Linked DNA regions of Homo sapiens: region 2 is linked to region 1. A link is a loop called in an ENCODE intact Hi-C map of the cell type or tissue named here. Cell type or tissue: PC-3. All regions are shown on one strand.

Region 1 (8,000 bases):
TTAAAGTCACAGGCTATTCTAAAATATGTCTAATATAAACAATAAATCTGGTTATTATCATTCTACTCAAATCTTTTCTTTGTGCTTTAGAGGGTCCAATAAGGTACTATTCCAGAACAGGAGAGAGGAAGAGCTCAGGTATTCAACTTCACCTGGGTACCCCCTGCATCACGATAACAAATGCATGGGAATTGTTCTCCTTTTTAAATATTGGATCACATTTTCTTAATTCCACCTGAAAACAGCCTTCTGGCATTTCATGGTAAACATGTATAGTCATACAGCTTAGATGAGGCTACCCTACTAAGCAGAACGTAAATAAGAAAAACTTGCACTGCTCGTCAACCTCTAAAATGTTCAAATATGGGCATAACTGAGAAATAGAGAGAGACAGGACAGTAATGTTTTATCTTAAATTAAGTTTGCCAGTTATACTGAGAAGCTGCTCAGGCTCTTCTTGATCCATCTACTTAACAGTGCCCCAAATTTTTATACAAACATACCAAGGAACTTGTCCCATTATGGGAAACCCAACCACAAACCAAAAAAATCACCCTTCTCATTCAATTTGGTAGCCATATATTCTTCAGGGAATCTCAGGATAAGAAAGATATAATAGTATATCAAGGCAAATATACAATACAATATTTCCAAGTAATGCCCTTGGTAATAGAGGTGAGTTTGATTTCTACATAATCATATTTTTACATAATGTAATGTGAGTGCTTTGTACTTAGCCAGCTCTGGGTTTGGGACCCAGTTTTGGCATTAATATGTAATATTGGCAAGGTGACACCGAACAAGTTACCCAATCTCTCTGAGACAGCTTCCTTATCTGTAAAATGAGGATAATTATAGTTCCCGTACCATAGACTTGTTGTTGGGATTAAACATGTTAAAGATACAAAACAATTAAAGCAGTGTCTGGCACATAGTAATCACTCAATAAATGCTGGCTTTACATTAACGGTCCCAGACCTTCCTTCTGTTGTATCTTGATTTCCTATGGTCATCATTAGCTCTGGCATCACTTAAAGGAGACAATGAATGTATTTCTGAGGAAGAGATCATCTCAGAACAGTCAGGCAAATGGAGAAATGCTGACCAAGGACCAGAGAACCCACTTGCTTACATTGGAGATGAAGAAAGTCTTATTATTCTGGGGAGCTAAAGGGAGATGGAGAAAGTAGGTGTATAATTATAATATTTCTAATAAGAAATATATTTGGTCTTTGTCTCCAGTTTCTGGTGCAAAGCTCTTAAAACCCTTGGAATTTCCTGAGTGATAGGAGTGTCTTTGTTATTCACAACATCACAGGGACAATAGCTCCTGTACTCACGATTCTTCTGGACCTCAGCCTATGTACCTTTTCATTTGGTTCATCCATATCCTTTATAATACTCTTTACAATGAGCTGGTAAATATAAGTAAATGTTTTCCTGAGTTTTGTGTGCCATTCTAGCAAATTAGCAAACCAAGGAAAGGGTTATGAGAATCCCTGATTAAGACCTCAAGATCAGTCAGAAGTACAAGTGATCCAGACTTGCAATTGGCATCTAAAGTGAACGGGGGCAGTCTTGTGGGGCTGAGCCCTTAACCTGTGAGGTCTGTGCTAACTCCACATAATGAGAGTTAGTATTGAATTGAGTTGTAGGACACATGGTTGGTGTCCAGGGACTTGAATTGCTTGGTATGGAAAAAAAAAAAAAACACACATTTGGTGTCAGAATTGTTGTGAACAGAGTAACAGTTTTCCCAGAATAGGGCATGATGTTTTTGTTTCCTATATTCATTTCTGGCCCTCTTACAAGTCTGTAAACAGATTCCAGTGATATGTTTTCCAACAGGGAAAGCAATGGGGTGAACCAGAGCATTGAGAGAAAATTGCCTGCAATCTCCACCACACTCCCACCTGCCACCAAATAACACAGCTAAGGGGTCTAAGCTCTGCTAAAAATGACAGGTGTGTAGTCAACCTCTGTGTAAGTTCTGTTTCCTTGGAAGGGCCTTTCTAAGAACAGAGGTAGACTCTAAGTTGTTTTTTTGTTTGTTTGTCTTGTTTGTTTTTTGCTTAATGGAAAACCAGGCTGTCAACAGATTTTGAGACCAATACTTCTAAGTTAGAATGGTTAACCAAATCATCAAGGGAGAAATCTAGAAAAAATACTGGAGTCTCGTTCTAAGCATGAGCTTTTGACACAAATAGATGTGGCTTTAAATCTTAAAACATGCTGCCATTTATGAGCTTTAGGATCTTGAGCATGTTAGTTAATTTATTCTAGCCTCTTTTCCCATCTAGGGTGACCATTCCTTCCACTTTTCCTGGTACAGTACAAGCTATACCTGTTGTCCCTTGATAATTAATAAAAGTTGCCTTATCATTCTGAAAGGGCCCCAGTTTGGATAATAAATGTTATGGCTACATCCATTCTTCTGTAAAATGGAAATAATAAGCACCTCCCAGGGTGGTTATGAAAGCTAACCATAATCTATATTAGTAACTACTATAATGCCTTGCACATAGAAAGTGCTCAGTGAAAACTAGTTCTCCTTTACCTGTTCACACCAGATCTATACTGTCCAGTACAGTAGCCATTAGCCTCACATTGCTACTGAGGAATGTGCTATAAATGCAAAAAATGCACAAGATTTTGAAGATTTAGTACAACAAAAGAAGATTAAATATCTCATTAATAATTTTATATTAATTACATGTCCAAATGATATTATTTTGGATATACTGTATTAAGTTAAACAAAATTTATTGTTAAAATTAATTACAACTGTTTATTTTTACTTTTTTTGGCATGACTTCTTAAAAAAACCCTGGATCACAGCTCCAGATGTTCTGTTTATGTAACTGCTAACCCCCTAACCTCATCCACCATCACCACCTCACTCTTAGCTTCCCCCTGCCCAGGAATTCTTCCTTCTAAAACTCAATGCAAGAATCAAGTACTCTTTCATCATATTTACCAACATGTTCTTACTTTATTTTCTGGATTTTGGGAGGTAAAAGGGCAGTCAACTAGGGGGCAAAATAAAATCAACCTTGATCATGGCTCTCACGAATGGTTTTTCCTTAGGGATAGAAGCATTGACCTTGAATACATTAGGAAAGCTGAAGAATCTGGGTCAACATTGGAAAATGTCCATATTAACAAAGAAAAAGGAGCTTGGTTTGCCAGAAAAGATATTGCAATCTCTCCCTCGATCAGATTTGCTAATTCTTGTGAATGCTTGTGAAACACCTCGGGTCTCAAATCCAAATCACATGAAGAACTAGGCCCTTGAGCACATCATTGGTGCTGTCTCTTTGACAAAAAGCATTTTTAGTTGATGGAAAATCACCAACTTTCACCCCTAAAAACATCTGTGAAGAGCAGAAAACAGCCTGACTCTTATAGATGTCCCTGACAGGTGAGTTGAAAAGACATAGAGAACAAACTATAGAGAAAATTTACTCCAAAACAATTATTTAATTCTATCATGCCCATGTCACACTGATACAGCTGGTTAAAAAACACAAATGTTCAATTTAAAAAAATAGCAAGTTAGACTTAAGAAAAAATTTGATCAAATAGCGTACTTAAAATATTTTCAGATATGTAATATTTTAAAAATGTTTTTGTTGGGAAGAACCCATTGGCTGGGGTGGTTGTCCTGGCATCACATGTAGACACCTGTCAATTCTGTCATAGAGGTAAAAGAGAAGCTGGTTTCTTAGCACAACCAAAAATGAGCTTTAGTTAATGTACTGAATTTTTCACAGTTCAACCAGTTGTTTTAGCACTGCACAGACACAAATGTGTACATTACTCCCCAGAAGAGCACCGTGTCCCCTGACAGTCTTATAGCTTAGAAGGAGGGAAATAGACAATATGAGGAGTACGTGTTGGATAAATCTAATATCTAATGTATTCCATGAGATGGTTTGCGTCTGAGCTCCACCACCTCTCATCAGTTAACTCTCGCATTCACTCACCCCACAATCAAATAATTCCCTTCTAATTCTCTTCTTTGATAGCAAGCCAACCCTGGGAGAAACAATGGTTTGGAACAATAGCACCTGAGGTGGAAGAAAACACAGTGGGCCTCTCACTTTCGCTCTCTAACCACAACAATTGAAAGAGACTATGGCCTGAAAAATCTATCTGCTCCTAAATGGTACCCAGATGGAAATCACAGCTGCTGTCATGTACCACCTGTACCTACGCCCATCCATCTTCAGAACACGCCTGGGGCAGAGGAGAGAAATCGAGTTGACAGAGCAGTTAAAGAGCCTCTCTTTTCTCCTGCATACTTTTCCTTTTATCTTTTTCTCTTCAGTTTCAGAGCTTCTTGTTCTCACCTTCATGCTGTGGCAATGCTGACAAAAGAAAACTGCAGCCTCTGAGAACCAGTGGTGAGTAATAGCCCCAGGCTCTGAATACCTAATGTCTATTGTATGTTGAGGGGAGGGAGAGCCAAAGGGAGGAGAGGAATTTGGTCAAATAGCCTGTGTAGAAACAGGACCTTTCGGTGACAATCCTAAATGCATCCAGAGAGTATCTGAGTTTTGATACCTCTCCTCTAATTAAATCCAAGGATCTAATATGCATGGCCTTTAGGAATGCGTTGTTCAAACAGATTTGATTCCTGCCCAGAGGCTTTTTAAGCCACTGACCACTTTGAACCTAATTAGAAAAAGCAGAGGACACTGGAGACGTTTAATAAAAGGAATCGAATTGCTGCTTCATCTTCATGACCTGGGATTTATAAGGGAATTTCACTGGCTTTGTAGCAATGTAAAATAAATAGACATTAGATGATGACAGGGAAAACAAAATTGCTGCCAAAGCTAAAAAGAGCTTGGCAAAAGAAGAAAGAACTACTACATAGTTGGTCATTATTTACTGTACAAACCTTTTCATAAAGCAGAGAAGAGAGATACATAGGAATAATGGGCCCTTGCTAAAAGATGAAAAGGGCTTTCTATAGCTTACATTATCCCCTGACGAAGGCACTGACGTGTCCCAGTTGTTACACAATCTTATTGTTCTATTCAGCCATTCAGAAAGCTGAATGAACAGCCCTGCTCTGAAACTTTTAAAGGCTGAAATCAACAGGCCACTCATTTCCAAGGAAAAGAATAAAATTGTAACGGATGGAAATAACTAATTAATTTGTTAATCTTTGCAGACTGCCACGGTCCATTGCATATGCTCTAACCAGTTAATTAGTCTTTAGCCTGTAATTCTAAAATGTAAATAAGTGCAGTTACCTAACCCACCAGCTCCTAACAAAAATATCCAACTATTCATTATTTAATTTAAAAGGAAGAAGGCTTTGCTTTTCATTGGTGGTGGTGTTCCTGAGATGTTAACTAAACACCGTGACCTAAGTTTAATTTCATCACACCTTACTGAAATGGTTTTATTCTAAAGTATATGCCCCTCTCCCCACTCCAGAAAGCTAAAATCATGAGGCTTAACTAAAGTCAGATCTATCCAATCCAACAGGAGATTATTTTTAGATGTTAATGAAGGAAAGGGTTTTTGTAAACTGTAAAGTGCTGGTAGCTATAAACCACTATAACTGTAAACTTGAACAAAAGTACATTATTTATTGATGTTAATTAATAGTCTATTATTCTATTAGATTGCATTTCAGTCACTAAAATCATTAGTAGACTCATTCAGCCTTTCAAATGTGTGTGAGAGGTAGGAAGGAGATCGGTGGGATAGGGCAGAAAGTGGAAGCAAATGCGTTCCTATGGCATTTGAGAAACACGGAAGAAAGTCCTAAAATGTATCCAAGAGAATCACAGCAAGGGACTCCTCTAGCGAAGAAGAGGACATTGATCCCATGAGCTGTACTGGTATCTTTTATAGTATCCAAAGCAGAGCAAATCCCCAATTAATTAGGGTGGTCAGAAAATGGTGGGTTCTTATTATTTCCCCTCTAAAGCACTGTGGGGCCCTATAAAGACTGAGTACCCAACTGGCCCTGCATCTTTGTGATCACAGGGCCTTGAGCAAGATACTCATCCTCTCAAAATGTCTTTGTTTGTTTTTGAATGTTTATAAGAGACTATCTGAAATTGGATAATTTATAAGAAACAAAATTTATGTCTTACAGTTCTGGAGACTGAGACATCCAAGGTTGGCGGGGGGCACATCTGGTGAGAGAGAGCCTTCTTGCTGGTGGGGACTCTGAAGTGCCCCACAGGGTATCCCATGGAGAGGGAGCTGAGGGTGCTCCCATGTGCCCACTTAGCACTCTCTTCCTCTTCTTATAAGCCACCAGTTCCCTTCCCATGATAACTCATTAATCCATTAACCCATTAATTGAAGAATGGATTAATCCATCCATGAAGGCCAAGCCCTCATAACCAATCACCTCGTAAAGGCCCACCTCTCAATACTGCCACATTGGGGATTAAGTTTCAACATGAGTTTTGGAGAGGACATTCAAACCACAGTACTAAGCCAATGCTTCTTCCTCTACAGGGAAACTGGGAAACTGACACTTCCTGCCTTATATTGTTGCAGTTGCAAAGATCAAATACCAAGGTTATGGGAAGATGTTTTGAAGCCCCATATAAATATGTAATTTAATTTATTCCAATAAAGACTCATTGCACAGGCTGGGCACAATGGCTCACACCTCTCATTTCAGCTCTTTGGGAGGTCAAGGTGGGCCGATTGCTTGAGCCCAGGAGTTCGCGACCAGCCTGGGCAATATGATGAAACCCCATTTCTACAAAAAAAATACAAAAATTAGCTGGGTGTGGAGGTGTGCATGCTTGTAGTCCCAGCTACTTGAGAGGCTGAGTGGGAGATCGCTTGAGCTTGAGAGGCAGGGATTGCAGTGAGCCGAGATTATGCCACTGCACTCCAGCCTGGGCGACAGAGCAAGACCATGTGTCAAAAACAAACCAACCAACAAACAAACAAAGACTCATTGCACATATAAGCAATAGATCAACCATTTTCAAAGAGCATAACCAAAAAAAAAATCCAACACTACACAAATCTTGAATATAATTTAACCTTTCTTCGAAAGTTTAGAAAGTATTTCAAGATGAGGCAATGCTTTTCTCTAACATTAACATGAGCATCGATTACAGAAATGTTCCACTGAATTACATGGCAAAATTAAAATTCTGATGATTTTATGTACATGGTTGCTTGAAATATGAGCTATCAGTAGCTACTATATCCCATTAGGCCTTTCAAGTTCACATCATAAGTTGTATAAGAGATAGGACACCTCCATTGAAAACATCAGTCGACTTAGACGATTTCTGTCAGATATTATTGATTCAGCAATATAAGAATGCGACGATGTAGTCCCAGCTACTGGGGAGGCTGAGGCAGGAGAATGGCGTGAACCTGGGAGGCAGAGCTTGCAGTGAGCCTGGGAGACGGAGCTTGCAGTGAGCCGAGATCGCGCCACTGCACTCCAGCCTGGGTGACAGAGCAAGACTTCGTCTCAAAAAAAAAAAAAAAAAAAAGTCAACGAAAGGACATGGGTTTGGAGAGTAACCAGAGATGCTGCCAATTAAAGATACCCCTTACTCAAGACACTTTATTTCTCTCTGTTGGAACATTGTCATAATATACTGTCATCTACTAAAAAATTACTGTAATAAATATAAAAATCTTCACTGTCTGCCATGACAGGAACCGCATGAGCTGTTATGCCCTTCTGCAACGCAGAACTTTCCCAACCATATATGGTGGCCCTGAGATGTGTAGTTTTGCCCTTTACACCTTTATTTTCTATTAGTACATTTACTTTTTAAAAAAGTATGAACTATCATTTGCAATTTGAAAAACATCAAATACAGAACATTTAAAAAATATATCGCTAGACCTCAAAATGAATCTTAATGGCAATCACAGATTTCAACCCTTTCAACCAGATTTCTGAGTGTCTGAACATAGATGTAGGCTCTGAGACTATGATTTCTAGCTTGTTTTTCCTAAATATTCACTGTGTAATTGGGACACTA
Region 2 (8,000 bases), 150 kb before region 1:
AGCACAGTTCAGACCCTTGCTGAGGAGATGGTGTGGTCATTTGGAGGAATGAAGGCACTTTGGCTTTTTGAGTTGTCAGAGTTCTTGCACTGGTCCTTTCTCATCTTTAAGGGCTGATGTTCCTTCAGTCTTTGAAGTTGTTAACCTTTGAATTGTTTTTCTATTATCCTATTCGATGACCTCGAGGGTTTGATTATGGTATAAGGTGAATTCATCCAACTGGCTTAGTTTCTGAAAGATTTTAGGGGGCCAGTGCTGAGTTCCCAACTCCTGGACTGCATGCTCTAACTCTGGATGACTTTTATTGTGCCCTGTCTTTGTTTTCTGGCCTCTTGATGTTAGGAATCCACTGTGCTGAGTGGCCTGAGGTGCTCCCAGACTGCTAGTCACTACACTCCAATGGATGGTGTCAGCCAAAGCATTTCATAGTGCAGTGACAGTGTGATCCGTCCTCATTTGCACATGCCAGCAGCAGCAGCAGTAGCAGTGCAGGGAGGGGCACCCTTGTTGGCTGCAGCAGGGTGCTAGTGGGTGTGGGGGTGCCTGCCTCCATGTGGGTGTTCACCACAGTGGTGGAAGCAACATGGCTCAGTGAGCTGGGGCGGGGGGGCCTCCCAGTGACTGTGCACACAGTCACACTGGTAGAGGCATTGGCACAGGGTTGGGGCACTGGTGGGCACAGGTCTGTGTGCATTCTCAGTGTACTACAGACAGGGGTGGTGACTCAGGTCCAGGGAGGGTCCACTGTTCTCTGTACCTAGTTTCACTCCCATGGCAGTGTTGGTGCAAGGCCAGGGCACTGGTGGGGGTGTGGCTCTGTGCCAAACAAGGGTCTAATTGCAATGGCAGTTGCCAGGATAAGGGGGATGGACTGCACTCCTGCCACAGAAGTGGCAGGTCAGGGTGCATCCAGTCACACATGCTGGTGGAGCAAGGAAGGCAAAATCTACCCATGCGCTGGCGAAGCAATGTGGGGATTTGCTGTGGGGCCCAGCAAAGCTGCAGTGTAAGAGGGAGCAGGGGGGTTGGTGCATGGCTATGGGGGCCACCCTGATGGAGCTCTCCACTGATCAGGTACTATGGTATGCCAGCCCAGGAGCTATAATGTGGGCCCCCAGGCACCCGAGGCTGCTCTGCACACAAACACAGACAAGGTGGGGTCCCAGGAGAGGCCAGGACTAAGGGGTGCTCAGGTCGGTCAGACCAGCCCCATCTGATGAGCAAGACTGCCCAGTAGAGTTCAGGTCCGACAGTTCTGCTAGGGTTAAAGTCTCCTATTGGAGCAAGTTAAGCCCAGGGGTTTGGCCATCCCTAGCCATGCTCTGCTACAGATGCTCCCACACCAAACCCGCTGGTCTCTACATCAGCTGGCTTGCTGACCCTACCACTTCTCTAAGCAGCTCTCCCTGCCAACTGGAGTGTCTGTGGTGGTCAAGGGGTCTCTTCCTGCAGGGATTCCAGAGGTCCAAGGTAAGAGCATGTTGCTTCTTGCCAGTTCCACTCACCTATTTCCCCAGAGTCACTGGGGACCAGGAATGAGTCCTGATGCACAGTATCGTCGTGCGGGGTTCCCAGCTTCCTTCCCCTTCAGCCCAGCTTCTGCATCTTCCCTCTGACCACTCTCAGTGCCTTCCTGATGAAGATCTGTTAGGAGTGCACCAGTTGTCTCAGCCCTTTGGTGGCAGCTGTTCCATGTGGCAGCATCTAGTTGGCCATCTTGCCCTTTCTCAATGTAAATTTTTGTTTAAATATCTCCTTTTTCATACTACAACTATTGTTAAAGAATGTGTCACCCAGAGTGATAAATCTATGGAAGCAAAGCAAATATCATCAATAAGAAATTCTGTAGCCTCCAATGCCTGATTTCACCCAGGCAGTAAACTCATGGCAAAGCTGTGTGCCCTATCTATCTATCTATCTGTCTATCTATCTTTTTTTTTTTTTTGAGACAGAGTCTTGCTGTGTTGCCCAGGCTGGAATGCAGTGGAACGATCTCAGCTCACTGCAACCTCTGTCTCCCAGGTTCAAATGATTCTTGTATCTAGCCTCTCGAGTAGCTGGGATTACAGGTGGTCACCACCACACCCAGCTAATTTTTGTATTATTAGTACAGACAGGGTGGGGTTTCACCATTTTGGCCAGGCTGGTCTTGAACTCCTGACCTCAAGTTATCCACCTGCCTCAACCTCCTAGAGTGCCGGGATTATAGGCATGAGCCACTGCACCCGGCCTGTCTATCATCTATCTATCTATCTGTCTGCCTATCTAGCTATCTATCTAATGATTGGAATATTCAAAGTTTATTAAAAAGCATGCTGGAAAATTTCACTCTACTGCAAAACACACCATCTCTTTATTTTTCCCATATCCAATAAAAAAGGGTTTGATGAATATTCTCAATTACCTTGTATCTCAGTCTATATCTCAGTTGTATATTTTACATGATTTTAAGAAGAGATTAGAAGTTTTATTATTATTTCTTATAAATCAATATTACATTTTTAGATAAAAGAAATATATAGTGGGGTTAGTTAACATTTTGTTTTTTCTAATTATTTATTCAGGCTCCAAAAACATTTTCAATAATTTTTTCACAAATTGCTCTCATCAATTTTTGATCTGCTAATTTATCACTACTGTATGTTGATTAATACTGTTTATTTATTTGGCAAAACTTACAAATAAATGATAAATTCTCCTGTAAGTAATGCTCTTAACAAAAATTCTTAATAATGTTTATAAGCCCCATGCTAGGTAGTAGCCTAATGCCTTTTCTTTTTTTAATTGCCACTTAACCCTGCCTCCTTCTTGCAATAAAACATATTCATTCATGTGTTAGTGAATAATTGGGGAAAGGAAATCCCATACATCTATCAAGAGATACATTTTCAATAATATTTTTATTTTTCTATTTGATATCTATTTATAAAAGTGTTTCAATTTTTGTGATAAATTTTATAAAATTATAAAATAGTAATATTTATAATGAAAATTATATCTTTGACTACTATTTCAAATTACAATGAAGTACTTTATATGTCAAATGCAAATATAGAATTAAATTCATAGCTTTTCAAACTCTTTTGGAAGGTATGCCAGCAAAATATTATAAAGTTTACAGTTGTAGCCATGTGTATAATTATCCTGAGTAATTAAATCCATAAGTAGCAAAATGTATAACATGTAGCTCTGGTATACCAAAATAATTTTGCTAGTCCTATTGCTAGTAGGATATATGCTTTAATTTGGTATTGTTTTTCTAGAACTAGGGATGGATATGAATAGAGTGATTTGTGTTTTCAATCCTCTGGTGACCAGTGACCTCCATGTGTTTACATATTTGACAAATGCCCAGGTTGGTCAATTGTTAGCAATAAGGAAAATCTTACATGATTATATAAGTATGTTGCCCTAGAACTTGGCCTCCTATTGCATAGAGAGGCTTATTTCTAAGAGAAATGTACCCACTGGGTCTTTCTTGGACAATTCATCATATATTATTATGCAAAGTAAAAGCTGGCAATAAAAAGCTTGGTTTTTAAAAAGGGAAAGAAAAACAGAGAATTGGATTAGTTTCAATTTGTTTTATTTAACTTGTATTCTGTTATTTCCAAGTTTCTGTTTGGAAAATATGAAATGCCAACATTTTATATAATGATGTCATTGCTATAAAAATCATTTTTAAAATTTTTCCTTTGAGGTTTAGTTTAGTTAGTTCTGCAATAAGCTGAATTGAGGCTCTTGAATCAGATCCCAAACAAAAAAGAAAGTAAATTGCCCACCATTTTAAATAAAAATTGAGTGTTTATTTTATTTTGTTTTTCAGTGCCATATTTGAAACTAGAAGCAGTTTGTTTAAACATGATCATTTATATTTGAAAAGTGCATTTCCCCCTAAGATAAGCATTCACATCAAAAGGAACATTACAAAGTTTCATAAACAATAAAGTCAATCAGTTAATTATTCTTGGACCAGTATATTGACTTCTGGTGAGTTTCTACTAATATACTTTTAAAAATAACTGGATTGTATTACTTGCTAAAATACCACTAAAGGAAAACCCTACCAGAAACCAAAAAAAAAAAAAAAAGCTAATGAAAAAATTGCAATTTTTTATTGTATAGTATGCATCATTTGGTAAGATTAAGAAGTACTGAAAGAGATCTTTTATGTCACATAAATACATATTAATTCAGTCTGAATTCATACTCTGTAGGCAGTTAATTCATGTAATCGTGAGAATAAGGAAGAAGTAAAAAGGTAGAGAGAAAAAACCTAAGAAAAGGGTTATTATGTTTTGGGAGTAAGGAATAGGGCCAGAGGGAATATAGATATTCCCAGGAATCTATTTCTTTCTTGCCTGAAAGTTCTGTCAAGAATGAAGAGCTCCTCACACTGTGCTTATATTTGAAACCCAGAGAATTACTGGAACCCAAGGATCAGGAGAGAATAAAGAGGGATTGAAATCTAGGGGTCATGCAAAGTAGAGAGATACAATCCTCAGGGGCAGAAACCAATTTCATGTTGTGACTACAAGTCATCACCATCATAGTAGTCAGAAAGACCTGGAAAGCAAGTGACTCATGCAATTATTTTCTCAGTGAAAACTTGGGTGCATGCACATGCCAGTTTTTGGGTTAAGTTCTAGGTATACAATGAAGAGAAGTAGTCCTTGCCTTCTAAGAGTGCATAATATAGTGGCAGAGACAGACAAGAAAACAGTCACTCACAACATAGGGACCTAAAGGGGATGTGTCTACAGTGCATGGGGATTGCAGAAGAGGGCCTCTTCCCAGCTTTCAGAAAACCCTGGGGGGCTGACCAAAGAAGGTAGGATATCCTGACTGAATTCTGAACGCTGAGTATAATTTAATTATTGAAAAGTGTGGAGGAGAGGGAGAAGCAGGGAACTGGGATCACAAGAGGAGTAAACAATCTATGTAAAAGACGCGGCAGGAAGAGAGCTTATTTCAGGTGAATTGACTGCAATAGCAGTTTATGCTTTAGGACAATAGGGTGCCAGTGGGGAGATTTTGAGTAGAAAAATAATATACATCATTTGAATTTCCCTGTCAAAATATAACCTCTGGATGCAGTGTACAGAGAATAGTCAAAGGGAGCAAAAACTGAAGGCAGAAAGATTAGAAGACTGTTGCGTTAATTCCTTTATTTCTATTTTTCAAAATTTAAGAACCTCAATCTGAGATTTCTCATCCATGCAGTGAGAACTTTCAATGAGCCATTTATATATACAACCTTTCTGCCAATCAGGAACTACTTTTAATGGTCTCAGTGTAGATATATATCTTATTCAGCTTGACTGCCATAACAAAATACCGTAGGCTGGGTGGCTTCAAGAATAGAAATTCATTTTCTCTCTGTTCTAAGGATAGAAGTTCAAGATCAAGGTGCTGATATAGTTGATTCCTGGTGAGGGCTTTCTTCCTGGCTTGCAGACACAGCTGCCTTCTGGCTATGTCCTCACATAAAGGAGGAAGACAGAGAAGGAGGAGAGAGGGAGGGAGGGAAAGAGGGAGAGAGAGAAGAGAGAAAAGAGAAATACCTCGTGTCTCTTTTTATGAAGGTGCTCATCTCATCATAAGAGCCCCATTCTCATGACCTTATCTAAACCTAACTAATATCTCCAAAGCCCCATCTCCAAATGCCATCACATTAAGGGGTTGGGTTTCAACATATGGATCGTGAAGCTGAGGGGAGCACACGTCAGGGCATAGCACTTCAGTTGATATATTAGTTATGTAATTAAAATCCAAAAGAGTAATCCTTTTCCAGAGGGGTTGCTAATAATCTAGTCCTTTCAATTATGTCATTTTGTAAATAAGGAGACCCTTGTCTTATTCTTAATCATCTTTAAATATTTTGGTGCTAGAAGATGGTCTCTTCAGATGGTCACTTATTGTTTCTTAGAGTGACAGAATATAGAATAATAATGTGCATAATAGTAAACTCCTCTGCAGTTTTGCAATGTGTTGAGCCCAAATAATATAAATATAGGGCCCTATGAAAACACACAAAAAAAGGGACACCAAAGCCCAGGCTGGAAATCAAAGAGATGTTGGTTCATGGGTTCAAAAATACAGTTAGATAGAAGGAATAAGTAAGTCCTAGTGTACAGTAGCACACTAGGGTGGCTACACTTAACAATAATTTGTTGTATATTTCAAAATAGCTGGAAGGGAAGATTTGAAATGTCCTCAACACAAAGACATGATAAGGGTTTGAGGTGATGGATATCCCAATTACCATGATTTGCTCATTACACATTTTTCACCTCAACTCCACTGAGTCATCTTTGACACCACGTCCTTTTTACAATTTCATCCAGGACAGTGCTTTATAAATTGTTTATGAAAAGCAACTCCCCATCCATTGGTAAGTTTTTGAACATCAAACTGGAAAAAAATGCATAGATAGTAACTTTCACCTTTTATTAATCTGTTAATCATCATCTATTTAATCAATAAACATTTTCTAAGCACCTAGCTGTATAAGGTACTTTCCAGATACCTGTGGGGGAGGAAAAGAGGATTTGCATGCCATAGTTAAGTGTCATTGTACACATTTTCATCATAACAGTTAAAGGTAAATTCTCTTTCCCTCTTCTGCATTAACAGCATAAGTCTGCATGGAGCTCATATTGACTATTTTCTTGTGAACTAGATAAGCTTCAGCTTGGTTGAGTAGATAACACCACCAAATAAATTCCCTTGGGGATTAAAATGTGTGTGGTGTCAGTGACCTAGCATAAACACAGGCAAATAATATCTGCAGACAAATGGTAAATTTGTATATTTGTTCTCTGAGGCATACTCTTTGAAAATTTCAAGAATAATCTATCTTAGGAATAGATGTTTCCCTTGAAAGAAAAATGGTACATCTCTGGCAAGTAATCAGAGGATACATGAGCATATTATACACACACACGTATATATCTACCACTTTTCATTTCTGAAACAGAAGAATTCTCAAAGGACCATCTTCTGAAACACTAAAATTCTCAAAAAGTTTCCCAGAACAGCGCATTACTATAACTTGACACCATGTTTTAGATATTACCCAATAAATGTTTGCAAGGTAGCAATAAACCTTTTTTCTAATAGCAGGCTTCATGCTGTGCTACCAGAGCGCAGAGGAAATGACTGAGCAGAAAGCTCATATACAGTATGCAAAGGCAGCATCAAAGACCTTCCAAGGCCAGTTCATTACAGTACCTCTGAGGAGGGTCAGAGCCTGCCCTGATTGCTTCCTCATTAGAGGTCACTTGCTTCAGTCCTGTCTAATAACCCCTAAATATGGAAGCACTCAGCAAGGCCACACTTGAGGTAGTCAGAGGTGTTTGGTATACTGGGTTGAGCAGCTGAAAGTTGGAATGCCTTGCAAGTCTACTTATAATAAAAGTGTCCCTTCCACCTATTTTTCTTGACAGTCCTACAGCTGCTGACATTAGCCAGCTCTGCATGTCCCCAGCTTCAAGTGCCAACTGCAACCCAATACGCTTGAGATTTGAGAATCCCATTTTCTTAAAAGTTTATAGAAGCATTCAGGCAGAAGTCCGCCTTTTAAAAAAGGAAATAAGTTATTATTATGCAAACAATTTTCTCTGCATTGGGGCCAAGAGCTTTTCAAGTTAACTGATTTTAATTCGCTAAATTTAATGTGACAGTTTGCCTCTTATTCGGGAAAGGGAAGCTTTGAAACTGAGACTGAAATTGGAGCTATCATGCTCAATTTTATGCTTAGAAAAACATATCGCACAGGTTTGAAGCAAGTTTATCTCTGTGGTTCAGGTGTGTATCTACTGAAGTCAAAGAACCTCACTGCTTTCATTAACTTTGGGCAGACTGTGTGTCACTAATCTGGTTAATAAGATTAGGACCTAAACACACTTGCATGGCTTTATTTTCTACTAGGCTCTAGTTACATTTATAAACATTTACAGTTTCTTTTTACTTAGAGATTGTACTCTTCAAAAATTGAG

What was found. Hi-C counts contacts between places; a loop is a spot of excess contacts. Peaks named below come from ENCODE experiments on the same cell type or tissue, not always from the same donor. Only the 100,000 strongest peaks of a DNase experiment are listed, where the experiment ranks them.
Region 2: it touches region 1 in a loop (6-fold over the local background); 3 of 110 quality-filtered maps call a loop at or near these places.

Annotation. Positions count from the first base shown.
Region 1 is chr1:219,551,072-219,559,071 of GRCh38, forward strand. LYPLAL1-AS1 (LYPLAL1 antisense RNA 1) reads right to left here and starts at 6,253. Exons shown (of 4, transcript NR_135822.1): 1 at 6,120-6,253. It overlaps LOC124904514 (a long non-coding RNA gene), which reads left to right and starts at 4,329. Exons shown (of 2, transcript XR_007066882.1): 1 at 4,329-4,406; 2 at 6,122-6,636. RefSeq lists an enhancer at 3,943-4,642. In PC-3, no CTCF peak of the experiment used is centred here; DNase peaks (open chromatin) are centred at 4,430 and 4,990; H3K4me3 peaks cover 947 bases; H3K27ac peaks cover 2,480 bases.
Region 2 is chr1:219,398,569-219,406,568 of GRCh38, forward strand. It overlaps a transcript of LYPLAL1 not described here. Among named protein-coding and RNA genes, the nearest start is that of LYPLAL1-AS1, 150 kb to the right of the region's middle. RefSeq lists an enhancer at 804-1,433. In PC-3, no CTCF peak of the experiment used is centred here; no DNase peak of the experiment used is centred here.